3 separate regions of the Homo sapiens genome follow, and all the other regions are linked to region 2. Evidence: chromatin loops called from intact Hi-C (ENCODE). Cell type or tissue: IMR-90. All regions are shown on one strand. Links, peaks and the distances in the headings refer to the core of each region. The heading gives the core; the rest is flanking DNA.

Region 1 (10,550 bases), core at 2,629-7,628, 390 kb after region 2:
TTTTTTGTCCTTGCAATAGTTTGCTGAGAATCATGGTTTCCAGTTTCATCCATGTCCCTACAAAGGACATGAACTCATCAGTTTTTATGGCTGCATAGTATTCCATGGTGTATATGTGCCACATTTTCTTAATCCAGTCTATCGTTGTTGGACATTTGGGTTGGTTCCAAGTCTTTGCTATTGTGAATAGTGCCGCAATAAACATACGTGTGCATGTGTCTTTATAGCAGCATGATTTATAATCCTTTGGGTATATACCCAGTAATGGGATGGCTGGGCGAAATGGTATTTCTAGTTCTAGATCCCTGAGGAATCAACCACACTGACTTCCACAATGGTTGAACTAGTTTACAGTCCCACCAACAATGTAAAAGTGTTCTTATTTCTCCACATCCTCTCCAGCACCTGTTGTTTCCTGACTTTTTAATGATCGCCATTCTAACTGGTGTGAGATGGTGTCTCATTGTGGTTTTGATTTGCATTTCTCTGATGGCCAGTGATGATGAGCATTTTTTCATGTGTCTTTTGGTTGCATAAATGTCTTCTTTTGAGAAGTATCTGTTCATGTCCTTTGCCCACTTTTTGATGGGGTTGTTTGTTTTTTCTTGTAAATTTGTTTGAGTTCATTGTAGATTCTCGGTGTTAGCCCTTTGTCAGATGAGTAGGTGGCGAAAATTTTCTCCGATTTGGTAGGTTGCCTGTTCACCCTGATGGTGGTTTCTTTTGCTGTGCAGAAGGTCTTTAGTTTAATTAGATCCCGTTTGTCAATTTTGGCTTTTGTTGCCATTGCTTTTGGTGTTTTAGACACGAAGTCCTTGCCCATGCCTATGTCCTGAATGGTATTGCCTAGGTTTTCTTCTAGGGTTATTATGGTTTTAGGTCTAACATGTAAGTCTTTAATCCATCTTGAATTAATTTTTGTATAAGGTGTAAGGAAGGGATCCAGTTTCAGCTTTCTACATATGGCTAGCCAGTTTTCCCAGCACCATTTATTAAATAGGGAATCTTTTCCCCATTGCTTGTTTTTCTCAGGTTTGTCAAAGATCAGATGGTTGTAGATATGCGGCATCATTTCTGAGGGCTCTGTTCTGTTCCATTGATCTATATCTCTGGTTTGGTACCAGTACCATGCTGTTTTGGTTACTGTAGCCTTGTAGTATAATTTGAAGTCAGGCAGCGTGGTGCCTCCAGCTTTGTTCTTTTGGCTTAGGATTGACTTGGTGACACAGGCTCTTTTTTGCTTCCATACGAACTTTAAAGTAGTTTCTTCCAATTCTGTGAAGAAAGTCATTGGTAGCTTGATGGGGATGGCATTGAATCTATAAATTACCTTGGGCAGTATGGCCATTTTCACGATATTGATTCTTCCTACCCATGAGCATGGAATGTTCTTCCATTTGTTTGTGTCCTCTTTTATTTCATTGAGCAGTGGTTTGTAGTTCTCCTCGAAGAGGTCCTTCACATCCCTTGTAAGTTGGATTCCCGGGTATTTTATTCTCTTTGAAGCAATTGTGAATGGGAGTTCCCTCATGATTTGGCTCTCTGTTTGTCTGTTATTGGTGTATAAGAATGCTTGTGATTTTTGTACATTGATTTTGTATCCTGAGATTTTGCTGAAGTTGCTTATCAGCTTAAGGAGATTTTGTGCTGAGACGATGGGGTTTTCTAAATATACAATCATGTCATCTGCAAACAGGGACAATTTGACTTCCTCTTTTCCTAATTGAATACCCTTTATTTCCTTCTCCTGCCTAATTTCCCTGGCCAGAACTTCCAACACTATGTTGAATAGGAGCGGTGAGAGAGGGCATCCCTGTCTTGTGCCAGTTTTCAAAGGGAATGCTTCCAGTTTTTGCCCCCAAAAGGAAATCTTGGACCCATTAACCATCATCTCCCAAACCTCCCACCACTGTCCAGCCCTAGGCAACTGATGTGGTTTGGCTGTGTCCCCACCCAAATCTCATCTTGACTTCCAACATGCTGTGGGAGGGACCCGGTGGGAGGTGACTGAATCATGGGGGCAGGTGTTTCCCATGCTGTTCTCATGATAGTGAATAAGTCTCATGAGAACTGATGGTTTTAAAAATGGGAGTTTCTCTGCACAAGCTCTCTCTTTTTGCCTGCTGTCATCCACATAAGATGTGACTTGCTCCTCCTTGCCTTCCATCATGATTGTGAGGCCTCCCCAGCTACGTGGAACTGAGTCCAATTAAACTTCTTTCTTTTGTAAATGGCCCAGTCTCAGGTATGTCTTTGTCAGCAGCGTGAAAATGGACTAATACGACAACCATCTGTTCATTAATCTTCTGTCTCTATATGTTTTCCTATTATAGACTGTTAAAGGCTGAATTGTGTCCCCCTGATATTCATATGTTGTGGTTCTATTTGTATTTGAAGACAGGGTCTTGAAAGAGGTAATTAAGTAATAATGAGGTCACCAAAGTGGGCTCTAATCCAATACAATTGGTTCCTTAAAAGAAGAGATTATGGCACAGGCACAGAGAGAAGACCATGTGAAGACACAGGGAGAAGATGGGATCCCCAAGCCACGAAGAGCAGCTTCAGAATGAAACCAACCCTGCTGGTGTCTTGATCTCAGATTTCTAGCCTCCAGAACTGTGAGAAAATCCGTGTCTGTTGTTTAAGCCATCAAGTCTATGGTACTTTGTTGTGGCAGCCCTAGAAAAAGAATACATTTCAAAGAAATGAAATCATACAATATCTGATCCATTGTGATGGGCTTCTTTTACCTACCATAATGTTTTCCAGGTTCACCTATATTGTAGCATACATCAGTACTTCATTCCTTTTATGACCAAATAATCTTCCGTTGTATAGATATACACATTTTGTTGATCCATTAGTTAGCTGAGGGACATTTGGATTGTTTACATTTTTTAGCTATTTTGCAGAATGTTGCTATGAATATTGATGTAAAAGATTTTGTGTGGACTTACATTTTCAATTCTCTTGACTATATATCTAGGAGTGCAATTGCTGGGTAACTCTATGCTTCACCTTTTGCAGAACTGCCAGATTGTTGTCCAAAGTGGCTGCACCATATTACATTTCCAGCAATTCATGAGAGTTCCACTTTTTCCACATCTTCACCAACACTTGCTGTTATCTGTCTTTTTTATTATAGCCATCCTAGTGGATTCATAATGGTATCTCAGTGCAGTTTTGATTTGCATTTCCCTAATGGCTAATGATGTTAAGCATCTTTCATGTGTTATTGACCATTTGTATATCTTTTTTGGAGAAATGTATATTCTGATCTTTTGCTTATTTTTAATTCAGTTATTTTTCTTTTCGTTATTGAGTTGTAAGATTCCTTTATAGGCAAGAAATGCAAGTCTCTTATCATATATATGATTTTCAAAGCTTTTCTCCATTCTGTGAGTTGTCTTTTCATTTTCTTGATGGTATTCTTTGAAGCATAAATGGTTTTAATTTTAATGATATCTTCTCTACCTTTTAGTAATATCCCATATGATAAGTTGCACCTTCCCAAGGTAGAAGCTAGAAATCTTCCACACCGAAACTCTTTTGTAGCTAGGGTAACCTAGATTCCACCAATCAGATCTACCCATGATAGTCTTAGATTTTGGAAATTAGCAACCCAAGGAATTGGCTGCATGGAGAGAAATTGATATGATGATGGAGGCCTCTAGATCTTCAAGATCAGAATAGGGAGAAGCTGCTGGTATCCATCCTGGTTTCCTCATTGATACAAAGCAATAGTGGCAAAGGAAAATTTGCTCAAGAAGCTCCTGTTGTGTGTCCACGATTGTTCCTGAATGGCTCAGAGCCTACTGTCTGCCCCTCCTTGATTTTCTGTGATCTACCTAATATTCTTGAATAAACCCCCTTCCTGATTAAACTAATCAGAATGGATTCTTTTGTTGGCAACTCAGAACCTTGACCATTAAATACCCAGTCTTATCAGAATAAGGGAATTCTAGGATTTCAGGAACTATAGACCTTGCTACTTCAGCAAAAGTAAACTGCTTTATGTCTTTTAAAAAGTGACCTAACCCTTATATGTTATCAAGTAGGCCCTGTTTTCCTACAACTGTACTTTTAAAAACTTTTCACAAGATACTTAAGAAAAATATAATCCTTAATATAAATTCAAAATAACCTGTCAAAGACTTTCAAACAGCGTAGTTTTCCTTGATGGTAGGTGATATGGGTTGGCTGTGTCCCCACCCAAATCTCATCTTGAATTCCCAGGTGTTGTGGGAGGGACCCGGTGGGAGGCAATTGAATCACAGAGGGCAGGTCTTTCCTGTGCTATTCTCCTGATAGTGAATAAGTCTCACGAGATCTGATGATTATATAAGGGAGAGTTTCCCTGCACAAGCTCTCTCTCTTTTTGCCTGCTGGCATCTATGTAAGATGTGACTTGCTCTTCTTTGCCTTCTGCCATGATTGTGAGGCCTCCCCAGCCACGTGGAACTGTAAGTCCAATTAAACCTCTTTTGTAAATTGCCCAATCTCAGGTATGTCTCTATCAGCAGCATGAAAACGGACTAATACAGTAGGTTTCCAGGAGTGAAGTGAATCTGCTTGGTTTATCAACACACTTAACTCACTTCATGATCAGTGGTCAGGATTTGCAGGTGGTTGCACAGATGAGCCCAGGTGTCGAAACAGAACACAGGTGCTGGCCACGTGGAGATTAGCTATGAGCATTGATATTTCTGGTTTTGTGCTTAAGTTGCTCCACAATAACCAACAAATGAGAACGACCTTTCCTCTGAAGGAGAATGAACAACAAATTGGGGAAAAGGAAAGATTACCATGCTTCCTTAAGAGTTGCTAAATCAATAGCAACTAGAATTAAGAATGAGAGATACTCTCTCCTTGATTCAGGGCCCCATCTGGATTCCTAAGCCAGTTCTATAGGCAAAGTTCTGAGAGTCACTTACAGTGAATTCATGACTTCTTAAAAGCTTATTTCAGCCTAGCTATACCGTTCCAAATTTACCAGATATTTTTCCAATACTGTGTTGAACTGATTAATTGGACTTACATAAGGGAAGCCACATTACTGGGCAATGGCATGTTCAAAAAAGCAAGACATTAAGGAGATTAAGAAAGATTTTTGCAAACTCAAGGCCACCAATGCTTATTCCAAACTTTAAATCTTTAGAGATCAAAAGTCCTGCTACAGGATAAAGCATACCAAAGCCATAGAGAAACGTTAGTTTTGGCAAGATGAGCAAAGAGAAGTGGAAAGAAAGGAAGCAAACAAAATACAAAGAGGAAATTCTACCTTGACTCTCTTCACAGAAGTTTTGTTTAAAAACAGCAAACAATCAGTCAGCAGTCTTTTCATATCATCAAAAAAATAACTAAAAGAAAGATACTTGGAATGAGCGACCCCTGCAGGCTCTGCTCTTTTCAACATGTGAAACTCTGAGGTTAAAAGGTTTTATGGAATTTAATCCCTTTGGAAGTTAAGAGAAGAGCCAGAGTCATGTTCTCAACTTCAGGAGTTGGCTGGCTGGTTGTTTCATTCTAGATAAGAAATCCACTCACCCTGCATAGATATGGATATTCCATTAGGTCAAACCCCATCCCTGGAATATAACAATTCAATCCAGTGGCCTTTAATAAAGGTACCAAGTCCAACACTCCAACAAGAGAGTTAAGAAGTCATTCAGCTGTGTTTGTCTAACAGAAATAGCAGAAATACAGTTCAAATCCTTTCCAAAAGTTGTCAATTTCATTGACTTTAAAAAATAAAACCCTATTGGTCTACAGAACAATAATGCTATTTGCAAAGTTTAATCCAGTATAAGAACATTTCTTCCTTCCCTAACACGTAAGTGCTCAGCAATGATAAACACATGGGGATAGAGTAGAAAACCTCCCCCTTTTCATGCCTCTCCACTTCAAATGTACTGGCCTCAGAACTAGTAAACTCAAATCCACAGTGAGAATTCTTTTTTCTAGCAGAACTCATGTGAGTAGGGTGAATAATGGAAAGTATGTTTCATAGTAAAAGCTCCACAAATCTGCCCTGTACAGCCAGTGTAAGCCCAACTGCAACATTTGGCCTGCACTCAAAGAAAGAACAAAATCCAACTGCAGCCCGTACTTGGGTACACCTGAATTTATGGCTCATTTCTCTGCTTGCTCCATGCTCCATGGGACTGATCTGAGTAAGTTTCATTTTCATTGAAAGAAACCCAACTCCAGGCCACAAAAATCAATAAGAGCCCTGTACTCAGTTTGGCTGCAAAGCTAGAAAACAAGGTGAGAAATGGTCCCTATGTTAATAAAAGGAAATAGAGTACATATACATACACTCATCCACATACAGACGATTGAACTCACTTCCAGATGGGCTGCCAGAGGAAGCTGATTGTACCCAAGCTGGCAGAGGGCACAGAAAGTGATTAGTTGTCAGAAACATAACAGTGAGGCCCTCTCTCCCTTGCCCAAAAATATGAAGAAAGACCAGCAACATTAATGTGAATGAGATCTGATTGTATCACTAAGGGCAGCAATTTCTATCTTTTGCTGAGGTCTGAGTGACTTGGTAGGTCATTCAAAAAAAAAAAATATATATATATATATATATATATATATATATATATATCTATCTGCCGGGCGCAGTGACTCACACCTGTAATCCCAGCACCTTGGGAGGCCGAGATGGGCGGATCACGAGGTCAGAAGATCGAGACCATCCTGGCTAACACAGTGAAACCCCGTCTCTACTAAAAAATACAAAAAATTATCCGGGCGTGGTGGCGGGCACCTGTAGTCCCAGCTACGTGGGAGGCTGAGGCAGGAGAATGGTGTGAACCCGGGAGGCCGGAGCTTGCAGTGAGCCGAGATCTCGCCACTGCACTCCAGCTTGGGCGACAGAGCGAGACTCCATCTCAAAAAGAAAAAATGTATATATATATATATATATATATTAGACTTCAGAGATACAAGTGCCATTTTGTTATGTGGATATGTTGCATGGTGGTGAAGTCTGGACTTCTGGAGTAACCAACATCTGAATAGTGTATATTGTATCCATTAAGTAATTTTTCATCCTTCACCTCCCTCTCACACTCCCACCCTTCCAAATCTCCAGTATCTGTTTTTCTACTCTCTATGTCCATGTGTACACATTATTTGGATCCCACTTATAAATGAGAACATGTGGTATTTGTCTTTCTGTGTCTTAATTGTTTCACTTAGGATAATGGCCTCCAGTTCCATCCATGTTGCTGCAAAAGACATGATTTCATTCTTTTTTATGGCTGAGTAGTATTCCATAGTGCATATATATATATATATATATACATATATATATATATATATATACACACACACATATCTGTATATCCCACATTTTCTACATCCAATCATCCATTGATGGACACTTAGGTTGATTCCATATCTTTGTTATTGTGAATAGTGCTGTGGTAAACATGCAAGTGCAGGTATTTTTTGGATATAATGATTTCTTTTCATATGGGTAGATACCCAGTACTGGGACTGCTAGATTGAATGGTTCTTTGAGAAATATCCGTACTGTTTTCCATGGAAATTGTACGAATTTACATTTTCACCAAACAGGGTAGCACAAGGGAGAGGGTAAGAAAGGAGTATTAAAATTTTCACCTGTTATCGGTGAAAGGAGAACCCCTGTCCTAAGGACTCAAATCTAGGTTCTTTCTCTGGAGAATATTTCAGAAGTCTTCTAGCAAATCTAGGTAATCTAGGTGGTATGTGTGTAAGTGCATGTGGGGCAGGGTGTGTGGATGTTTACTGTGAATATCCCAGGGAGTTAAGCCTGCAATTGAGGAATATTTCACTCTCGGAAAACAAGCACAAAGAGATCCTCACTTTATATTAAATTTGCCTTGTGGATTTCTCAATGTTAATAGAGCAATCTCTATTCACATGGGCAAAGAAAAACCTTGTTCTGGGTATAGTATAAATATTCTTATAAAGAGAATTTCCAGGAGCTCAGATTAATCCTTCATATCTGTCCCTGTAGATTTAAGCAAATAAGCCTTCATCCACATGCCAATATCTCACTGGAGCAGTTCTGAGCAGAGCTGACTTCTGGTTGCCCTCCTCTTTGGAAAACTCTACGAATCCACAGAGGGGGTCATTTTGACCCTCTGCAGTCCTCGGAAAGCTGCTGAGGGTGGCTTTTCTGTCTGAAGTGTGAAGGCAGGAGAATACCCCTATCAGAGTAAGAGCAGAGCTCTTACCACAAAATAGGCACAGTGTTAAACTCTCAACATTTGTCATCACATTGCATCTTCACAAGTGTTGAAGAAAATTCAGTTATTTTTCATATTTTGTAGATGAGAAAACAGACGCAAGAGGGCAGTGGCTTGCCCTAGCCTGTGTAGCTTAGGCATCTGCTGCTGAGCCCCTGTTCTTAAACACATAGTTCTCTGCCTTAGGAAGGGTTTCCATTGCCAACCTTGTTCTTTGCAATTCTTGTGCTAGGTAACTGACATCTCTAGAATGACCAATTCCATATAGCAAAAACTTTAGCAAGATGTGTGATGTAGCTTGCTCAGAACTGTCAAAGCCTTTCTTTCTTCATGCTGTTCCTGACATATATATTCCCAACACACATGTTCCTGTCAATATACTCCTGATATATATAATGTAGCAGAACTATTTTTCCTGCCTAACTGACCACCTGCTACCCAAAGGTTGTTTATACAGACATCTACTTCTACCTCTGCGACATGGTGGTAACAGCACAGACTTTCAAGGTGGTTCTGAGTGTGAATCCCGGCCACTGATGTATTACCTTGAGTTCAAGATGTAATAGGACCAAGGCCCAGCCAGCACTGAGGCACAGGACATGAGAGTGCATTTCAGGTCTGTGAGGCTGCAGACAAAGCAGTGCATCCTATTGCAGAGCTGGCTCACCCTGAGGTGTGACTGTGTGAAAACTAAAAGCCATGAGCCAATCATTGTAGGTCAGGCCATGGAGGGTGTTATGTCCACTAAGCTGAACCTATGGAGCGTCATGGTGCCCTGAATACTGCTGTGAAAGCATCCTGCGCCACCAGCACCTGGGATCACTGCCAGAGAAGAGGCCTCTGCCGCCATGCTCTTTGGCAGCAGTTCCAGTGTGGAGCTTTGCCTCCCATTCCCCCTACCTCCCACTGGCATCATCCCTCTATTGCCCATGCCTACTAGATGACTTACTTCGGAACCTCCTCTAGTCCCGCCATCCTGTGCTGGGGCTGAGTGATGGAATTAGAAGTGCTTTAATGAGAAGAGACCTGGATGCAACTCTGGTTCTGAAGAATTCCAGCACTGGGGCAAGATGGTGCGCTTGTACCTAAGGATGCTGGAGAAACAGGGAACTGGACTCTGCCTGCTTCTGTGCCTTGGGCTCAGCCTTCCCCAGGCACCGTCTACTCAGCCATCAGTACCCCTCTGTTGTGAGGAGTGTCTGAGATCGGCCTGCACTGGACATTTGCAAGCATCTGGATCCCTGGACTGCTAATAGAAAGAGGTTGGTCTTTTGAAGAAGGTTCAATTTGACTTCTGGACTCATGGCTATTTTCAGAAAGTGTGTTTTCTGGAACTTCATTCTAGGGATTAAAGGAGACAAATTACCTCAGTTTTAAAACCTGCTTAATTAATGTGCTCTAAATCTGGAAATGATTCAAATGTTTGTCAGTTGGTGATTGGAAAAACAAACCGTGGGAAAACCATACAATGAAATACTTACCAATATAAAGGAATGAACTATTTTTATTATATGTAATAGCATGAATAAATCTCAAAATAATGCTGAGTGAAGAAGTCAGATGAAAAAGGGGCCATACTGCATGATTCCAATCATATAAAAATTTAGAAAATACAGCCCATAGTGACAGAAAGCATGTGAGTGGTTGTCTGAGGTTGAGGGTATGGGTCAGGGAGAGGTGAAAGGGAAGGATCAAAAAGGGTCGTCAGAAAACCTTTGGGGTGACTGATATGTGCATTTTTGATTGTGGTGATGGTTTCATTGGTATGTACATATGTAAAATCATCAAATTGTACGTGTTGAACATATGTAATCTATTGTACATCAATAACATGTCAATAAACCTGCAAAAAAGATAATATATACAAGATACTTAGCAGTGTGCCTGGCATGCAGTCTGTGCTTGATAAATAGGAGTTATGTTGCTGTTTTCACACTCGGCTTCACTGTCACCTACTTTAGTGAGAACAGGAGCTAAAGACATGGAGACCCCGATCCTATGATGTGTCTCAAATGGACTCTGCCCAAAAGCTGAGGGAGGCTCTGTGTGCATCAGAACTAGAGCCAGTACGGAAAGAGATTCAGAAATTGGTTTAGGAACCCCTTCCAACCAAAGTGACACTTCCCAAAAAAACATGTTATAATATCAGTGTTATAGGAGAAAAACCTTCTTGAAATATATTTCCGATAATGCCTGTAATTCTGAAAGCACATTTTGGCCTGCTTTCTCACCTTGTCCAGACTGAAGAATTGTTTCAGTTTAGTATCAATCAGCCCCTTGATTCTAAAATGCCATTGCCCAGGT
Region 2 (10,550 bases), core at 2,746-7,745:
GTGGGCAGGGCCACACACCCTCTGAACACGGAGGGAGGTATCCTTCCTTGCCTCTTGCAGCTTTGGTAGCCCCGGATGTTCTTGGCTTATAGCAGCATCACTCTAACCCTCTTTCTCCCAGCAGCTATCTGCCATTTGTGTCTATGTCCAAATTTCGTCTTCTTATAAGGAACCAGTCATATTGGTTTAGGGGCCCATCCTATTCCACTATGACCTATCTTAAACACATCTGCAGCAACCCTATTGCCAAATAAGGCCATATTCTGAGGCACTTGGCGTTAGAGCATCAGCAAATCCTTTTGGAGGGCGCAATTCAACCTATCCACAGCTCCTGAGTGGTCTGAGGTTTCTTAGGAAAGAGACGGAGGGAGCCAGCAGTGAGCCTGGATTTCAGGGTTGTTGGTGGGAGCCAAGAATGGTGTGGGGATTCCTATCCTTAGACATTCTAAGTCAGGTCAAGAACTTGTAGACCTGGAAAAATACCAGTGAGGCATTAGGGAAAAGACATTTTATACTAGCCACCATGCTAGTATTAAATTGAGTGTTTTTGTTTAACCTTGTAGAATGGGTGAGTATGGGAGGCTGTTCACTTGTGCCTCCCCAACCCCTGGCACTGCTACACTGGCTCTCCATGGCTGCTGCTGGTCTGTTTTGTGGGTGCTCCAGTTTGGTTGATGCCATTTCAGTTGTTAAATCTTGTGAATCCCACCCCTGGGAATAGCTATTTAAAGGAATCATAGCTTTAAGTAGTGACGAAGAGGAGTCAGCTAGAGACACATTTTTGAAAACCTTGGTGGTAAAAGGAATTGTTTTAGTAGCCTGATGGGAGGGCAAGGTTAAGGGAAGGCATTTATTTTATTTTATTTTTAATGTAGATTTGATGTTCATTGTCAAACAGGAAGGCTTCAGGCCCTGCTATGGGCAGGAGAGTTTGGGATTTGGCCCATTGGTGCTGGGTTAACATCAGAAGGGAGCTAAGTGTTCTTACTGGGAAATTATTTTATTTCAGGTCTGACCTTTCTAGAATTGTCCCCTAGGCTCTGAGTCAAGGTAGCTGGGATGAGCGCCCTAATTCATGGATGCTTTCTTAGTTTGGAATCCATCCTGGCCATCTGGCAGGCAAGGATATAGCTGTTTTCTCCTCATGGGGACTATGGTGCCTGGGCACACACACACACATGCCATTGCCATAGGCAAGTGACTTAGGAGAGGCCAAAGCCATCTTTGATTTTCTCCTTTTTTCTTCAATTGTTTAGTGGCCAACTGACCTAATTTCCAATGGGAATAAAGACCTATTGGTTTTAAAAACATTTTTTTACCAGTATAACTTCATTGAAGATTCTTGTGCTTGTGAGTGAATATGATTTATTTTAAAATTATGCCTATAAAAGAGTAATGAGTGGGACAAATGTATAAGTGCCAGACAGAGGTGTTAGAACTTTTAATAAAGCACTTGTATCTTATAGGCATCTTAAAAACCCAATGGAGGCTGGGAGCAGTGGTTCACACCTGTAATCCCAGCACTTCAGGAGGCCGAGGCGGGCGGATCGCTTGAGATCAGGAGTTCTAGACTACTCTGGCCAACATGGTGAAACTCCATCTCTACTAAAAATACAAAAATTAGCTGGGCCTGGTGGCAGGTGCCTGTAATCCCATCTACTTGGGAGGCTGAGGCAGGAGAATCACCTGAACCCAGAAGGCGGAGGTTGCAGTGAGCCGAGATCGCACCAGGGCACTCCAGCCTGGGCGACAGTGACACTCTGTATCAAAACAAAAACAAAAACAAAAACCCCACAATGGAATGACCTGGGTTAAACAACCTTATCATGAAAGGATATTATTGAACTTCTGTGAGATGGTAACCTTGTTCTGAGGTCTTGCCATCATCTATCCAGCCATTATAAAGAGTAGACTAGATATTCAAAGAGAAGTTTGTGAAGCAGGATAGTTTATTGGAGAGTCCGTTGTAGTCATAGGGAGAGTACCATGGCTCTTCTCTTCTCCTATAATCTCCTGTCCTGACCCCAAGCCACACGACTGTAGGAGAGCCACTCTAGAGGTGGGATGCCAATGAGAAAGTAGGGCTGATACCTTATTACCCAGTTGGATTTCCCTTATATAGCAAATTAGTGTTCCTCACTTGGCTCCTGTTTGAACTGGAGGGTAATGAATTGAAGAGACTGGAAGTGAAGCGAGATGAGCTATAGTAGGGCAGCGTGGATTCCTACTCTATGTTGGATCAATGATTCTTGAATTTCCTGCAGGCCAAGTGGGCACTGAGCTTGAGCTTGTGCCTTCTTATGGATAACCCACTCAGGAGGGTCTGATGCAGGCCAGAGGGCCCCAGGAGTAAAAAGGGGGGACAGGGTCTGGGGCAGGAGCCCAGGGAGATCAGGAGAGGTTGTGCAAGGGGATGTCTCACATGTAGGAGCCTGTGCCCTGCCAAGGGAGGCAGCTTGGAGATACTTGCTTCCAGGAAAGCACAGCCAGCCAAAGCAGCTGGGAGAGCTGAGCAAAACAAACCTCCACCTCTCCTCCTTCCGCACCGTGGAGAGGCAAAGCAGGGATGCAGGGAGGCAAAGGGAGTGGATGATACTCCTGCCCTTGGGATCCCTTGTAGGATAGGTCCTTTGGGTCAGGGATTAGGCCTGAGCTGGGTCAAAGGAAAGATCTTGAATTGGACATAAAGGTTGACGTTTTATACTAAACTAGATTAAACTTTTTAATATCTCAAAGAGATGGAAAAGCTGAAGAATGTGCCTAAGGTGTCATCAAGGGATAAAACATGGATAAAGGCAGTAAGTGGAGAAAAAAAAAAGAGTTTTAGGCTTGTGTTCCACTGGGTACAGAGCTTGTGGTTTTCTGGTTCCATCTGAGAGCGAGCGAGCTGCAAAGCACAGTTGACCTTGTGGTTGGAGGACCAGCTGTGACACTGTCTGTGTGGATCAATGACTCCTGTTGGACGTGAATGGGGTATCTCAGGGACACCAGCTGGGCTGTGTGAGGCCAGCTAAGAGCAGATGCCGCCCCTGTCCCTGCCTCTGCACCCCTCCTCTACCTTCAAACACTGCTTTGTCACTACGTAAGCTTCCTGTAGTTTAGATGACATTTGAAAGAAAAGGTGTGAAGGGACCGTGAATTGACAAAGATCTAGTTTCTACCATCTGGCATAATTAGGAAGTAATTTGAATTAGAAATTAAATTATTGTAGAGAAATAACATAAGTTTTATTCCTTGCACAGTTACCAGTGGATCACTTTTGAATACTTGTGCTTTCCGGGCACGTCGTATTCTCCAATAAGTTGTTGGTATAAATTTTTTCCACTCAAATAGCCATTAAAAGGGTTGAAAAACTACCTATTGGGTACAATGTTTGCTATTTGGGTAATGGGTACATTAGAAGCCCAATCTCTACCAGATGCAATATACCCATGTAATAAACAGGCACAGGTACCCCCGAATCTAAAATAAAATAAAATTAAACAAACAAACAAACAAACAAACACATAGCCATTATGGTTTACTAGATCTGCCCAATCCCTCTTGCTTCAAATCATTGGTCCTGGTAATTCAGCAAGGAATTGAAAACCCCAACACATTTTATTTTCTTATTTTTGACTATGAAATTAATATATGGCAATTAGAGAAATTTTTGAAAATTTAAAATACATAGAAAAAATTTTATCCAAGTATTACCACCTAGAGAATTCTACAGTTAATAGCGTCTTATATTTCTTGCCAGGATCCTGTCTTCGCATAGTTAACAAAGTTGTCATTATAGTGTATGTGCAGGTTTTTCCTCTGCTTTTTGAACTCTGTTATAGCATAAACACTTTCCATGTTATAGCAAGTTCTTTATAAACATTTCAATGGCTGCATAATAGTCTATCTTGTGAGTTTATGGTAATTTATATAATCACTTAGCTATCGTTGCTATCAAACAAAATTGCTAACACTGCCAAGGACATCTTTATGCAGTGTGGATGGGATAGAGACCGGAAGGCACTATATGGATCTTTGTTTAGAGACAGTGCCCTCTTAGGAAATACCACTTGCAGGGGGCCCCATGTTGTAGGCTAGTCTCTTAGCTCTTTCAGAGTTAATGTCTCACAGGGCTCTGAGCAAGCCTGGGAAGAGGTCTGGGGATGGAACATATAGGCTGAGGGCCTGTTATGTGCCTGACACACAGTTAGGCACTTCTGTGACTATTGTTGTGCATTCTTTACAACTGCCCTACAAAGTGGATAGCATCTCCATTTTGGAGGAGAATCCCGAGGCTTAGAAATATGAAACGACTTTCCCAAGGTCACAGTCAGGGAGTGGCAGGGTCTGGCTGATTCCACAGTCCAGGTCCTTCGCGTGGCCCTCATTTTATTCTGCAGGCTTTGGTACCTTGTGGGACACACTTAAAAGGCCAAGGAGTCCCCGGGTTTGGGGCGGTGTGGGGTAGATACAGCCCTGTCGGCTGCTGCTTTGTCTTGGGGCTGGAGATGGGGTGGATTAGGGCAGGAGACAGCAAAAGGGAAAACTAGCAAAACTAGAGATTTGCTAGTTAATGATGTTTTCTTGCAATTTTTTTTGGGGGGGGGCACGCAAAACATGTCTTGTGGCTCTTGTACTCAGAAGGCTGGAGGTAAGAGTTTGCTGGCTCTTGGCCAGGTGTGGTGGCTCACATGTATAATCCCAGCACTTTGGGAGGCCAAGGTAGGTGGATCACTTGAGGCCAGGAATTTGAGAAAAGCTTGGCCAACATGGCAAAACCCCATCTTTACTAAAAATACAAAAAATAGCCAGGCATGGTGGTACACGCCTGTAGTCCCAGCTACTTGGGAAGCTGAGGCATGAGAATTGCTCTAACCCAGGAGGTGGAGGCTGCAGTGAGCTGAGATCGTGCCATTGCACTCCAGCCTGGGCAATAAAGTGACTCTGCCAAAAAAAAAAAAAAAAAAAAAGTTCCCTGGCCCTCAATTTCCCTGAGACTTCTTTGGAGAGAAGTGAGACTTACTCTCTGTCCCTTTAATAGTGAAATGTCTTGGTGCGTTGGGCCCGGACTACCGTAGAAGTCTGAATAACTTCTCCACAGTTTCTTCCTTACTGGGTCAGTAACTCTGAATGGGCTTTCAGAGTTATTCTGAAAGATCACCACTAGGAGATGCACAAGATTCAAAGAAGTTAGAGCAGTGCTTGGTGATTTTTCTTTCACGTTTATCTGAGCTTTGCAGGTTTCTTTTGTTCTAAATTCATTGAGAATTGAGGGCGAAAATGTCAGTTTCTCAGATCCTATTAATTCTCCAAAGTGAAAAAAATCTACACTTGCCCGTAGTCACATCTAGTGAAACAGGCTGAAGGAACTGACAAACCAGATGCCATGTGTTAAGGATAATAATATGCGTAGCGCCTGATTCCTTTCAGGGAGATGTCAACACTGTTTTGTCACTTTGGTAGAGGACAGTGATGATGGCAGTGCAAATGGTTAACATTTATTGTGATTTCACTTCGCACCAGGTACCATGCTAATGCCTTTAGGTTCTCTTATCACATTTAACCCTCCTGTACACTGTCTCAATTCATGGACACAACAGTTTTGTTACCCTCATTTTGCAAGAAGAGGAAATTGAAGCATAGGGAGGTCGAGAAACTTATCCAAGTTTACCCACCTAGGAAGCAGCTGAGCTGCCATTTAGACTCAAGTTTCTCTGGCCCCAGAGCTGCTCACTTAACCAGTTAAGTATTCTGCTTCCTGGTTTTTATCCCAACTTGACAGATGAGGAGCCATTTGATAGAGGTCAGAGTAGTTAAGGAATTTGTTCTGGTTCTCAGCTGATTAGGGAAGAAGCTTAGACTAGGTGTCCCTTCTCCTGGTCAAGAGCGTTTCCCTTCTTTATCTTGCAGGCGCAGTGTCTGCTAGAGGCTACAAGAAAGAAAGAGGAAAGGTGGGGGCTCATTGGTGGGGCTGAGTCAAGGGGATAAGGGGATCTCAGCACAGAGGAAACAGTGGAAGGTTGCTGCGTGGCGGATTCTGCTACCACTGGGCCCTTGTGGGCTGCGGCCACCTTAAACCTGGCTTAGATCATGGGCTGATTGGATATGGCCTATCTCTGGACGCTGGGTAGAATAAGCTGAAGTGGATGGAGCAGCTTGAACAAAAACACTCTGCAACCCTCTTTGAGTCTTCCTGGCTTTGGAACTCCCTAGTCAGCTCTGTCAACACCGGGTGGCAGCCATCCCTTCCTGGAGGGGAGAGGTGCTTTGAGGTCCTTTCTTCCATCTTTGCTTAGCTCCATGACAGTGTTGGAACACAAAGCTGAATGATCTTACAATCTTTTCCTGTGCTTGTATGGATGTATGGGTTTGCTTTTTTTTTTTTCCCCTCTAGTCCAGATTTCTATCGCTTAGACACTGGTCTTCAAGAGAGGCTCACAGTTGTCACTCATGCAACCTTTATACTTATTCACACCCCACTCTATTCTTCTGACCATCAGCAGCTTCCTTTTCTTGGAGACTTCACCCTTGCAATGATCCAGGACTTCAAAGCTTGGCATGGCAGTGGAGGCCTTCTCCTGCTGTGGGTTAAGACACTGTCCCCAGGAGTCCCTTTGTGCAATACACAGTGCTGAACGACATGGAAGGATGGCACAGTTACCTCTCCAGAAGAGAGTGAGGCACCAGACCAGCTAGTTGAAATCCTTGGAAATTATGGATGAATGAATGTAATAGAATGTGATTTGATAGAGTGGAGAGGGTGGTTCTGGGAGGTGGAGGGGAACTCTTCGCAGCATTGCTATCCAAATGACATACTATAAATCAGGGGCCTCCAATCCTTGGACCATGAACTGATACTGATCTGTGGCCTGTTAGGAACTGGGCCACACAGCAGGAGGTGAGTGGCAGGTGAGTGAGGATTACCACCTGAGCTCCACTTCCTGTCAAATCAGTGGCGGCATTAGATTCTCACAGGAGGGGGAACCTTATCGTGAACTGCGCATGCGAGGGACCTAGATTGTGTGCTCTGTATGAGAATCCAATGCCTGATGATCTGAGATGGAACAGTTTCATCCCAAAACCATACCCACCCTCCCTTTGTGGAAAAATTGTCTTCTATAAAACCAGTCCCTGGGGCCGAAAAGGTTGGGGACCACTGCTATAAATGATGAATGAGAAAACCAGGCTTTAAGTCTTTCCCTCTCTCCCTTCCTTCTTTCTTCCTTTGTTTTTTTTTTTTCTTTTTCTTTTTCTGTTTTCTGACGGGCTTGTGAGCACACAGGTATGTGCTTCAGTGGCAGTCAACAGTTTTGCTGATTTCTTATTGTAACCTAGGCTAAAAAAATATTGGACAGTGAGTTGATAGTTGATAGTTGATTAAAAGTAATGGCAAAGACTGCAATTAATTTTGTACCAACCTAATAGAATTCTAATAAAGCTGGCTTAACTGGTGAGTATAAACTTTGCTGATGCTAGTTTCCTCTTCTAAAAATTAGAGATTTGGATAAGAAGAGTTTTTGGAAGTTTTGAGAGTCTCATTCATTCTAATATTTTATTTTTGGGAAAAAATGGGGATTTCAAACTGATATTTTGAGCAAGACAATGATACAAATCTTTAAAAACACAATGTGGATAAGGGTGTTGGGGTGGGTTCTTAGTCTCCAGGGTTGTTACGGATGCAAAGAGTGAGACCCTTGCCAAGGCCACCTATGTGGTGTGACCCACCATACAGTTTTTAAATGGTATCCACATAGAATACTCTTTAGGTTTGCGTGGTTATTGCACAAAGCTGACCATTGATAGCCTGCCGGGGTTTGCTTGTGTGTCTTAAACACTCTTAAGACAAATAAATTGTCCAGTGGTCTATATTTGGTGCTCTTTTTTTTCATCCCTGTGTACAGAGCTGAACTGAGCTGGCTGCTTGATCTTGGTCCAAATATAATGGCCCAATTGTCCCCTTATGTCAGGGGGTCGGGCTATGGAGCACACCCAGCGCCCTGTGGGAACCCACAGAAGGGAGGTGGCTATTTGGACATATAGTCTGTAGTGGAGACAAGTTAACGACCCTGCCTGGGGCATTCCAGAGTTTATTTAATGATAAAACTGGCCCCAGATTCTCCACTGGGGCTTGTAAGTCCTGTGCAGCACACGATGGGGTGAGAATGCAGTTAAACACACATCCTAAAGGCATTTTAGCTTGTGAGGAAATGGTAAATCCCCTCTGTGATTTGAAAATACCATTTAAAAAATTGTGCCAAGACAGTTTTTTTTTTTTTCCCTAACCCAGCTCTTATAAAGCAGAAAAACAGAATGGTAATTTAATCTATGACTATATGTGTCAAAGCATCTGATTGAAGAGTAGAAAGAATTCATCACTAGTGTCATGTTAATAAAAAAAATGCAGTTATCTGATTGAATTATCTGTACATATACTATTCTGAATCCAGTCAAATTGATTCATATTGATGTGGCCTAAATGTGCCATTGGCCTGAAACTCACAGTCAGTAAATCGGATATGAAAGTCTTTAATAAAACAATAAGCGTTACCCAAATATCAGCTTCTTAACATTATGACTCTGGCAGGTACTGAGTTTCTACTTTTGTTGGAGTTGGTGACAAACCTGAGTCAAGGTGTTGCCAAGGGAATGGGTCATTGCTAGGAGGACGTCTCTGAGCCTGAGGATAGACTCCTGGGGTGTCAATAGCATGGGTGACAGGGACATTGAGAAGAATGGGAAAGTCACCTTCTGAAGACAGGACCACCACTAACATCTTGCCTTGATGGGCCTTTCATTCCAAACCTAGTGGGTTTTGCAGATGTTCTCTCATTAACTAATTTGTTAAGCTACTTAAGGAGGGTCTGGGAAGGAAGGAAGGTGGGGGTCACAGGCTCTTGATATGCATTGTATTTTCTGTTCCTTTGGTCCGACCAGGACAGGAGTGATAGTGAATGAGTGGTGAGAGAGAGCACCTTTTGGGAATGGTTGAGAAAAGCAGTGGATTTTGCTCTCCCCGTGGATTCTTCCCTCTGCTAGACATGTGCAAAAACACATGTAGGCTGGACGAATCCCAGGGGAATCCCCCCAGGATGGAATCCCAGGGGGTTTTTCAGAGGGAAGACTCACTCTAAGAGGGAAGACAGTATTGGTCCAGCCAGGAAGACTTGTGTTAAATGTACATATGGGGACTTAACTATTTAAAAATGTGGAGGCTGGCCATGGTCAATCATGCCTGTAATCCCAGCACTTTTGGAAGCTGAGGTGGGAAGATCTCCTGAGTCCAGAAGTTTGAGACCAGCCTGGGCAATGTAGTAATAACCCATCTCTACAAAATAAATAAATAAATTAAATAAATAAATAAAAAATAAAAAAATTAATAAATACAAACATTAGCCAGGCGTGGTGGCATGCCCCTGTAGTCCCAGCTACTTAGGAGGCTGAAGTGGGAGAATTGCTTGAGCTCAGAGGTCGAGGTTGCAGTGAGGTAGGATTGTGTCACTGCATTTCAACCTGGGTGACAGAGTGAGACTATGTCTCTAAAATAATAAATTTTAAAAATGTGGAGATTGGTTTGAAAACATAGATTTTACTTTGAAGCTAGGGAGGAATAATGCAAAGGCGCTAATGACTCGGATATAGCTCCGGGCAAATGATGCAGCAAGGCAGGACGATCCAATAAAAGCGGGGTTAGTACAGGAAGTAGAGAGATCCATGGAAAGAATGGACAAGAAAAAGATGAGTCAAGAGAGAACAACACAAACACCGAGCCCTAATGTAAACTATGGGCTTTAGTTAATAATAATACATCAGTATTGGCTCATCAGTTATAAGAGATGGACTACACTAATCTAAGAAGTTAAGGATTGGAGAAACTGGGAAGCCAGATTCAGGAGATATATGGAAACTCTGTACTTTCTGCTCAAGTTTTCTGTAAGCCTAAAACTGCCTCCCTGCAATAAAGTTTATTAATTTAAAAAAATTAAAAAAAATAGGTGAGAGAATGTTGTGGGAAGGCTGAGCAAAGAGCTCTAGTCCTAAAGCTAACCCTCTAGTTGAATTAAAGCTAGAAAGAAAAAGAGAGAAATTTCAGAATGCATTGAAGAGAGAGTAGGACCTACCCTTAAAGTAAGGGGAAAAATTGCAACATGTCAGAATTTCCTCTGGATCAAGGAAGGTGGGAGTGCCACAATGTCAGTGTACTTAGAGATGAAAACTTGAACATGGCATGGGGAAGGACCGTAACACTCCGTAATGAGATGGGAGCTAAACCCAGGGAGAAGACTGAGGGGTAGGCGTGGGAAGGTCCAGTTAATAGCAATAATGACACTAATAACCATCACTCATAATAAGCAGTTACTCTATCAGGCATTGTGTCAAATAAACTGTTTACGGGCACTATTTTATTTACTCTTCATAACAACCACTAGAGCAAGCACCAATTTTTTTATTTTTATTTTTATTTTATTTTATTATTCTTTAAGTTTTAGGGTACATGTGCACAATATGCAGGTTTGTTACATATGTATACATGTGCCATATTGGTGTGCTGCACCCATTAAGTCGTCATT
Region 3 (10,550 bases), core at 3,024-8,023, 120 kb after region 2:
CCTCATGGATGGGATCAATACCCTTATAAAAGAGGATTGAGGAGGCCTGCTTGCCCCTTCTGTCATGTGAGGACACATATAAGTTGCCATCTATGAGAAATGGGCTTCACTAGACATTACATTTGCTGATAACTTGATTTTGGACTCGCCAGCCTTCAGACCTGTGAGCAATAAATTTCTATTGTTTTTCAATTGCCTAAAGTATTTTGTTACAGCAACCTGAACGAACTAAGGCAGGCTGTGTTTATTTGTAGTGCAGCTTTCTGAGCTTCAAAATGCAGACATTTTGTTTCAGGCCTAGAGTAGGGTTAAAGAATGAGCATGTTGGCTGGGCATGGTGGCTCATGTCTGTAATCCCAGCACTTTGGGAGGCCGAGGTGGGTGGATCACCTGAGGTCAGGAGTTCGAGACCAGTCTGAACATTATGGTGAAACCCTGTCCCTACTTAAAAAAAAAAAAAAATACAACAATTAGCCGGGCATGGTGGTGTGCACCTGTAGTCCCAGCTACCGGGGAGGCTGAGACAGCAGAATTGCTTGACCTGGGAAGCAGAGGTTGCAGTGAGCTGAGATTGTGCCACTGCACTCCAGCCTGGGCAACAGAGTGAGACTCTGTCTCCAAAAAAAAAAAAAAAAAAAAAAAAATTAGCTTGTTAAACAATGCCCATAGATGATTCTGAGACAAATAGTCCACGGATCCCAGTTTGAGTTGACGACTGGATTAGCACAATAGGAAAATGGAAAGATGTAGGAATTGTAGTCTCTGCAATTGACACACACAAACAGAGGCAAGAAGGCAATGACATTCATTACATGCAAGTGATCGAAGAACCCCTAATAATGGCTAACATTCACCGGATGCATGCATTAACTGATTTAATCCTTAGAGCTAGGTTCTGTTACTATCTCCATTTATAATGAAGGCATTGAGGCAGAGAGATGTTAATTATCTTGCATAGAATCACAGAGCTATTAAGTAACAGGGTTACATTTATTTAGGCAGGTCTGCCCCCAAAGTACTTATTCTAACTCTGACACCATACAGCTTCCAGCTAGTGTGCTTTGCTTTCAAAATCCAGATGTGTCAAGTATATACATTGGTGCTTGTTTAGTGTATGTGTGTATATGTATTATGATAATTCATGTGGCAAAAGCATTTTCTCAGAGTTTTCCTTTAAAAAATGCATTATTTTTTAATCCAGAGAATCAATTTATAACAATGCATTTGTATTTTAACAAGCAAACATATGCTATAGTAAATTCCAGCCAGGTACTATACTTAAGCACTGGGAATATAGAGATAAAGACCCGTGGGGAGCTTACAGTGTAATGGGAAAGAGAGAGCTGATCACAGTCCAGGACAATAGACTGGGCAGTCTACAGTTTGGTATTGGTGACTAGTATGGTGGAGAGCAGCTCAGCTTTAGCAGAAGTGCAGGGCAGTGGCTGGAGGTGTGTGGGGGGAAGGGGTCACGAAGCCCAACCACGACTGGACTCAGATTAAAATGATTTAGGGGACTTCACGGAAGAAGTAAGACCCATGGGGCCTTTGAAGAATATATTAGAGAGTCCATGAAAATCGAAGTGGCTGCCATGTGCTCTATCCTCCTTGGATGGCACTTAGATTTCCATACAGCCTTTCCACGCTTCATGCCACGTGACTTTGTAACCCTGGCCACAACTGCCTAGACCAGGGATTACTGCCAAACTCAAGGGCAACTGTTTAGAAAGAAGGTGAAAATCAATCCATTTGTTTGGGGAGTATGAGTGGAAGATGTACCTTGGAAGCAATAGCCAACTGTGTTTGAGGCAGCAAGATGTTAAGGGCACTGCTGTCCCAAGCATGATCCATGAGTCTGGGCCAAACTAGGAACTGTTTGTTACAGGTATTTGAAAAGGCAAGTACTGAAACAGAAATGAAGAGTTTAGAAATTTTTGTAGTGATTGAGCATTGTCAGAACATCCAAGCACATGGCTAATAGCTATATTAGGGATCTGTTGACGCAAAAGAATTTATCCCAAAACGTAGTGGCTTTAAACAACAATGAACTTATGATTTCACACAATCTCTGTAGTTCAGGAATTCAGGATCTGCTTAGTTGGTTGTTTCTGGCTAAGGATCTCTTCTGAGATTTCAGTCAAGTCGCTGGCTGGGACTGCAGCCATCTGAAGGGTAGGTTGAGGTGAGGGGCTGGGGCAGAGGGGATGTTCACTTTCAAGGTGACTCATTCAGATGCCAGATGGTGGGAGACCTCAGTGCTTTTCTACATAGACCCTTCCATTAAGGTGCATGAGTATTCTCACAATATGATGGCTGACTTTTCCAGAGTGAGTAATGTGAGACAGAGAGAGAGAGAGAGAGAGAGAGAGAGAGAGAGAGAGAGAGAGAGAGAGAACAAGAAAGAGGCTAGAGTGCTTTTTTTTTTTTTTTTTCCTGAGACGGAGTCTCGCTCTGTCGCCCAGGCTGGAGTGCAGTGGCGCAATCTCAGCTCACTGCAAACTCCGCCTCCCGGGTTCATGCCATTCTCCTGCCTCACTAGCCTCAGAAGTCATGCACAGTGGCTTCTGTCATATTCCATTTGTTAGAAGCAAGGAACTAAGTGCAGTCGCCACTCAAGGGGAAGGAAGTTTGTCTCCACCTTTTGAAGAGAGGAGTGTCAAAAAAATTGTGGACATATTTTAATGCCAACACAAAATATTTGTTTTGTTGAGCAAGGTCTAGACAAATTCGTGTGTTGTGGAACTTGCACAATGAGACACGTGGTGTGACTATGAAGTAGTCATGGGCATATGGACCACTTATTACTCTACAAAAGTTGAGAAAATTTAAGAAGTGGTCCCTAAAAAAACAAAAACAAATGAAAAAAAGAGAAGTGTCCTTCATCAGGGAGTGGTTTAGAAGCACTAGCCTTGAATCCTTAAGCCATAGTCTCCTACATTTTTACTCCGAAACCAAAAGAATTTTGAAAATCTACGCACCCTCCCTTACACATTTTAAAGTTAACATCAGAAAAATTGTACTATAAGTTGAAAACATATTAAAGAATATATTTCTGATATATAACAAATACTGACATTTGAAAGCAAATGATTACACTTCTCTTTTAAATGTCTTCAGTGGAATCTAAGTAACACAATTATTTGATATTCATTATCTCCAGTTAAAAACACATGAATAAGCCTTTTTAACTTTTGGTAATTGTATCTTTTTTCTCTTTAACTTAGTTTTCCACTTCACCCAGAAAATATTATCTTATTAAAAACTATTTTTTACTGAAAACCTTTTCCCCATAACCCTATCATAGTTCTCTGCCAGAAAAATATGTATATAAATTGAAATCATAGGATTACTTTTATTTTCTGTAGTTGAAAGCTCTCCATGTTAAAATTTTGGTCTGAATTCAGTTATAACAAGTATTATTAGTATACAATTGATCAAAATACTATGAACATAAATACTGATAAATAACTACTAAAGAAAAAGCAAAGTTTTATTGGAATTGCATATGTAAATGAGATGAGTAGTGCTTTTACTCTTTTTAGCTTGTGACTTCATTGGATGAAAATGACTTACTGCCAGAGTTTAGCATTAATTTTGTACCTATTTTTCATTTTTATGAATGTCTGTGCTAAGAAATCTTGTTCTTATAAACAGGTAGGTGTTAATATAAGTTTTCTTATTGTAATATCATCCAAATCTTTTGACTGCTTCTGGCTTATATAACCAAAATTGCATAAGGATACATCCCCATGTAGCTATAAAATTAAAAATTGTTTTTAATGATCTAGTAGCCGATAACTCAGGTTTAATTTTGTTGAAAGCAAAAAATTTAAAACAACCCTGTCTATCAAAGGGATGTGTTATGCAGTCAGTAGAATTATTCATTTTTTGGTTTCTGGGAAAATATTAAAAAATCATGCTTATCCTTGAAGTCTTCATCTAGTATGAAATGACTATTAATTTTATCTGGTACTCTTAAAGGCATTCCTTTTAATCCAATATGTTTAGAAAGTGTTGGAAAATAGAAATATTGTTCATTTCAATACAATTTTACCAATATAGTATTTTTTCAAATGCTTTTGACTTCTCACATGTTTTAGAAATATAGAATGAAAACATTTAGTTTATTCAATTTATGAAACACATCTTCCATTTGCCCTAATTGCCAAAGGTAGTTCCCTTTGTTAAATAAATTAACCAATTTGGACTTACTTTATGTTATAAAAAGTTATATTTCATTTTTATTACAATACAGTGATAAATTTATTGTATTTCATATTTTATAAAGTATACCAAACAATAAATTATATATTTATCATGTAGATGACAAATATCATGTCAAGATTAAACTGCTGTAGGTCACTATAGTTTCTATCTTATAAGAAAAAGATAAATCAATATTCTGTTTCACGTTAATTTATTATAAAGCAAGATAATGTTTAGCCAAATTTATTACATTTTTAAGGAAGTAATAAATATGATAGAAAGCAGGAAATTCCTTCTGTGTATGGATATGTATTGAAGCTTTTTCTCATTATATTTTTAATTCCCTCTTATTTTTTAAAATATTAAAACCATATTTATATGTTGTATTATAATTCTACTAGGTAATGAATTTGCATATCTCATCCTGTTTTATTTTTCTCTGACTCTTACTCATGGTGTCTTACTTCTATTTCTGTTTTGTGATTTTTTATTGTAAGCTCATATTGGCTGTAATTCTATCAGTGGGAAATTTTTGAGGCTGGATTTGGGCATACATTCTTCTAGGAAGGATTTTTGTTGCTTCTGCAAGGTACCTATGGGCATTAAATCTGAGTCCATTTTAAATTAGGCATTAAAGCATGGTCCATCTTAAATTGTACGTCTCTATTTTTAATTTTCAGAATTATTGCAAATAGTATAGATCTAACATGTATATGAAGGCTGGCTTGTGTCCATGTATTCACTGGGGACAAAAAAAAAAAAAAACAAAACCGGCCGGGCGCGGTGGCTCACGTCTGTAATCCCAGCACTTTGGGAAGCCGAGGCGGGCGGATCACGAGGTCAGGAGATCGAGACTATCCTTGCTAACGTTGTGAAACCCCGTCTCTACTAAAAATACAAAAAATTAGCCGGGCGCAGTGGCAGGTGCCTGTAGTCGCATCTACTCCGGAGGCTGAGGCAGGAGAATGGCGTGAATCCGGGAGGCGGAGCTTGCAGTGAGCCGAGATTGCACCACTGCACTCCGGCACAGGCGACAGAGCGAGACTCCGTCTCAAAAACAAAACAAAACAAAACTCCCCTCACCTCCAGGTCCTAGGCAATATTCCTTATTGTCTGCTTGTGCATGAAGGGGTCTTCCACCTTGTTCCACCTTTCTCTGAAGGCATATTTCTTCCTGGGTCTCACTTTTTGTATATAGTAATCTTACTTATGGCGCCTCTTCCTGCCCTGTTTGAAGGCTGTTTTTTTTTTTCAGCGCCCTCTACAGGCCAAAGACCTAATTCCTCTGGATTCATACACCTACCCAGACTGCCCATAGTTTCAATTCTCAATTGTCTATCTGGTCTGTTGTTCCTGATCTTAGTGAATTTTCCTTTCATTCTTACAGATTTGTGTAACAATTTGGAATAAACTTTAAAAAATTATTTTATAGAAAATATATATTATCTAGCACCCTTGTATGTCAGGATCCCTACTATGCTGTATTGCCAGAACCAGAAATCTTAGATGTAAATTTTGTCCATGTTTAGACAGTAGCAAGTGTTACCATGAATAGTTTGACTAGTGGATTTTATTTTGCATTTTTAGATTTTTATGTACAACTTTCCTCAATAGCCTGGTTAAAATATCCTTAGGAAGAAAATAGAAAAAAGATTCCTGGAAGTACAAAATGATGCGTTGAAAACTTTCTGATTTGGACTTAGGCCAATTATTTTAGTCCTAACTTCCTGTCTGCAGTGAATGGTCCAGGGATGGGGATGTGATTTAAGCAGGCCAAGCCGAGTCCTTCTGTGGGATTTTAGAAAGAACACTAGGAAAGAGAAAAATATTCTCCTTTTCTTGCATCTTGAACTGCAAGGATGGGCTTTTCAATCTGCAGGTGATTGCATCCTTTGAAAGCCTGTTTGCATAGCAGACAATGAAGCTGAGCAGAGAAAAACAAGATGAGAGACAGATGGAGTAGGAGACCTGAGAAGATGGCTTGAGTCCATGAATTCTGGTGTTCCCTAGGCCACATTTGCCCCCATCCTTCCCAGGTATGTGAATCAATAACAACTTCCTCCATTTATTTGTTTATAATTTTTTTTCGCTTAAGCTGTTTTGAATTGAATTTCTGTGACTTGTAATAAAAAAGCCCTAACCAGTAGAGCTCACAGTCAAAATATAGAAAGGGGCATCTGCCTGTAGTCCCAGCTACTTGGGAGGCTGAGGTGGGAGGATTGGCTGAGTTTGGGAGGTCGAGGCTGCAGTGAGCTACGATTGCACTACTGCACTCCAGCCTGAGCGACAGAGTGAGACCCTGTCTTTATAAAAATCACCAAAAAGAAAAAAAAAAAAGAGAACCAGATAGAGTGATATGCAGTGGTGGGTTAAGTGCTAACAGAGGTATTGGGAAAGGCCTGTGGAAACAACTAGCCAGACGAGAGATTGGGGCTGATGATACCATTTGATATAGTCTTGAAAGAAGACTCAGAGAGCTCCATACAGAATGCGAAGGCAGACTCTGAAGGCAGAGAAAACAATTGAGACAAAGGACTCAAAATGTAGAATGGTATGATATATAAAAGATAGCACTGGTGGAGCATGGAATATTTAGTATTTAGATTAGTTGAAAAATCAGAACTTTTGATATCAAACAATTGCTATTAGGAGAACCCAAAGTTGTCCTGAAGTATAAAGAGTTTTCTCCACTCTGCTTCACGTTCTTTAAGCGGAGTATTTTTGGCAGTAAAACAACTATGCTGAGTTGGTGCTAGGAGCTGTACAGATGCTGTTTCAAACTGTAGGTGTTCGGGGCCTCGTTTAAGAGTATCTTGGAACACAATAGATATCTAGTTAATTTCAAGAATTGTACAGGGGAAAATGAATTATCATGGAGCCACTTGGAATTGGTCCTCATCAGCCTTAGTATTTTCCTATATTCTCCTTGAAATATCAAAGCAAAACAAGATGTGGCTTTATAACTGGTTGATTGAGAAATCGCCCCTCAATGGAATATAAATACAAAATGATTTTGTTCTGGCACTGACTTCATCCATACTCCACTGAATTTCTTTTCCCATCATTTGATGATATCTTAGGCAAATTCTGTAACTTTCCAGTTATATTTTGTAAAAGCTCCAATCTCAGTCCTGTGAAAGTCTCCCCTCGCTGCCTCCTCCCAGTGCAGGCTTTGCCCATGGTTCCTAGGGCTGGCCTGGGTATGGGGCCATGCTCTGCTCACTCCCTCCTCGTGGCATTCCAGCATTGGCCCAATCTCTGTCAGGGCCACCTCCTCTGCCTTCCTCTTCTAGGCTACAATAGCTCAGCTCTTATGTGAAGAGGGAAGACTACAATAAAAGGGAAAATGTTGTTTTTCTTTTCCCCTGGATAGTGTGGATACCATCTTTTCTCTGGTGGTTTTGCTTTTTATAAGTGGAACTTGTTCCAAAGCTGGTTTTCCGTGGAGATCATGGCTGGGGCCCCCACAATCACAATTTCTTGAGAGGGGGATTCAGCTTTTGCTTGAGCTTTTAAGTCTTCCTCAGCCCACTTGGTTGTATTCCCCAAAGCCTCTTTGGTGTCTCTTTGCCTCTCTGAAGTCCTTGAGAAGAAGGGGTGAGGGAGGCTTGGTATTGGACGCTTATATTTGGTAACTCTAGAATGGGGGACTCTTGTTTTCAGTTATGAGTTCCAGTCTCCAGTTTTAGCACAACACAACAAAAAGTCCAGCTAAACATACTTTCAACTGTTTTATTTCAGAGCATATTGTCCTTGGGTTATGTGAATGGGATTCTCCAATTCAACTGGGTTGTTGTTGTCAGTTCTGGTGCCGTGTTTTAAAGGCGATATTAAAAAGGTCTAATCCCCCAACCCAATAAAATTAGAGAAACTAGTTAGGGTTGCTAGATAAACTAATGATAAGATTAGAAGCTTCATCATGGATGACACATTTAGTAAAGTATTGAATATGCTTAGCCTGGAGAATGAAAGATTCAAATGTATGATGCATTTTTAGGTAGCATAAGGATTAGAATTTGTTTCCTGGTGTTACGGTTTGGCTGTGTCCCCACCCAAATCTTATCTTTAATTATAGCTCCCATAATTCCCAGATGTCATGGGAGGGACTCGGTGGGAGGTAATTGGATCATGGGGGTGGGTTTTCCCCATGCTGTTCTCCTGATAGGGAATAACTGTCCCAATAACTGATGGTTTTATAAAAGGGCAGCTCCCCTGCACACGCTCTCTTGCTGGCCACCGTGTAAGACATGACTTTGCTCCTCACTTGCCTTCTGCCATGATTGTGAGACCTCCCCAGTCATGTGGAACTGTGAGTCAATTAAACCTCTTTCCTTTATAAATTACCCAGTGTCGGATATGTCTTCATTAGCAGTGCGAGAACAGACTAATACACCTGGGAAGTTACAGGACATTAATTTTGTTCTATGTAAGAATTTCTAAAAATCAGAGCTTTCTAAAATGAACAATCTCAGGAGGTAGTGAGCTTTCTATTATTATATTAAGCATTATCTAAATACCACTTGACAGGGATGTTGTCGAGGAGTTTCAATGATAGGATGGATTGTAAATCATGAGTTGAACTTTAAATATCTTTTTCAATCTTTTTGTTCTTTTACTCCAGAGAATAACACAGAATAGCTAACTACTTTAGGCCATACTTACAATTTGGAAGGTTGGTGGGATCAACACTGATTAAAGTTCTGATTCTCAGCTTATTATGGAGTCTCACTCTGTCGCCAGGCTGGAGTGCAGTGGCATGATCTCGGCTCGCTGCAACCTCCACCTCCTGGGTTCAAGTGATTCTCTTGCCTCAGCCTCCTGAGTAGCTGGGATTACAGGTGCTTGCCACCACATCCAGCTAATTTTTGTATTTTTAGTAGAGACGAGGTTTCACCATGTTGGCCAGGATGGTCTCGATCTCTTGACCTCGTGATCTGCCTGCCTCAGACTCCCAAAGTGCTGGGGTTACAGGTGTGACCCACCATGCCCAGCCGATTCTCAGCTTTTTATCTTTTCAGTTAAGAAAAAACAATATTTGCTGTTTTTCTTATTTGGTAAAAAGCCTTACAATATTTTGATTAGCTAGAATGTATATGTATTTATTTTTAATAGGCAATACTTTTTTTTCAGGAAGTACGCTCACTTAGGTCTACTTTTTAGAGCATCATTTTACTAACATCAAGGCATTCTGGAAACTAGTTCATAGTCAAAAGTTTTTATTGGACAAAGCCTCAAAACCAAGGTAATTTGATGGTTTCAGGAAGAACACTGAGAATTATTTTTCTTCCAATATATACTATTGGTATTTCAATACTAATTCTTATGAAGCAGAGTATGATTAATATTCCATTTGGATTTTTTGAACCTGAAAAGTTATTTCAAAGGTTAATTGGAATAACCAACTAGAGACAATAAACAAACTTTTTGAAAATGGAGAGTTTATAGCCCTATTTATTTTATTAAAATTCTCTAATAATTAAAACAGTATAAGGCCAGTATAAAGTAAATTGAAAGATGGACAGGAAAGAATAGCTAGCTCCCTTTTGTCTGTTATGCAAAAGAGCTGAATATATTCTTAAGGAAACATCACAAATCATAAAGGCGAAGAGGACTTATTTGTAAATGCTACTTGCATACACCTACTACATTGCTAAAAATACAAGAAAGTAGAAAAAAAAGATTCAGATCTGCATTTCATACCATGTCTCAAAATACAGCCTATGTGAATTCATTATTACTTTAAAAACTGTAACAAATCTAGACTAGAATATTTTAAATCTGAGGATTAGGACAGCTTTTAAATTAAAAAGTCATAGAAGAGATAACATAGGAAAAGAAAAATGTTTTCATTATGTAGAAATATAAAACATAAACAGCTTATGCAATTAAGAGGAAAAACTGGTAAAAATAATTGGCAATATGTGTGACAAATAAGTGCTTAATTTCTTTACCAAATAGAGGTCATTTAAATTCATAAGAAAAATTGCTAAAACTAACTAGACAGAAGGCATAAACACACAATTTGCAAAAGAGAAAAATCAAATGGCAAATAAACATGGAAAAATGTTCAGCCTCATTAAGTGATAAGAATTAAAATGAGGTATAATTTTACCTTCCAAATTATCAAAGATTTAATCATTTTGAAGACTAATGATACCGATGAGAGAGAAAGCAGAGGAAAGCAGTTTGGTAATATTTGTCAGGAGCTTTAAAATGTCAGTATCCGTTGGCCCTGTAATTTGATTTCCAGAAATTATCCTGAGAAAATAATACAAAGCAAGCAAATGTTTTGCATTTTTTGCAGAATATTGGCAATCATAAAAAAATTACAAACGACTAAGAAA

The links. Hi-C counts contacts between places; a loop is a spot of excess contacts. Peaks named below come from ENCODE experiments on the same cell type or tissue, not always from the same donor. Only the 100,000 strongest peaks of a DNase experiment are listed, where the experiment ranks them.
Region 1: a loop joins it to region 2, with 6 times the contacts of the local background. A loop is called at or near these places in 17 of 110 quality-filtered maps.
Region 3: a loop joins it to region 2, with 3 times the contacts of the local background. A loop is called at or near these places in 38 of 110 quality-filtered maps.

Annotation. Positions count from the first base shown.
Region 1 is chr2:37,804,246-37,814,795 of GRCh38, forward strand. No RefSeq gene overlaps it. Among named protein-coding and RNA genes, the nearest start is that of PIRAT1, 66 kb to the right of the region's middle. In IMR-90, for the core only: a CTCF peak has its summit at 5,397 (motif pointing left); a DNase peak (open chromatin) is centred at 5,396; H3K27ac peaks cover 723 bases.
Region 2 is chr2:37,409,457-37,420,006 of GRCh38, forward strand. No RefSeq gene overlaps it. Among named protein-coding and RNA genes, the nearest start is that of QPCT, 70 kb to the left of the region's middle. RefSeq lists an enhancer at 7,271-8,861. In IMR-90, for the core only: CTCF peaks have their summits at 5,155 and 6,210 (motif pointing right); a DNase peak (open chromatin) is centred at 5,175.
Region 3 is chr2:37,530,910-37,541,459 of GRCh38, forward strand. No RefSeq gene overlaps it. Among named protein-coding and RNA genes, the nearest start is that of LINC03063, 26 kb to the right of the region's middle. RefSeq lists an enhancer at 5,302-5,541. In IMR-90, for the core only: a CTCF peak has its summit at 5,500 (motif pointing left); no DNase peak of the experiment used is centred there; H3K4me3 peaks cover 499 bases; H3K27ac peaks cover 189 bases.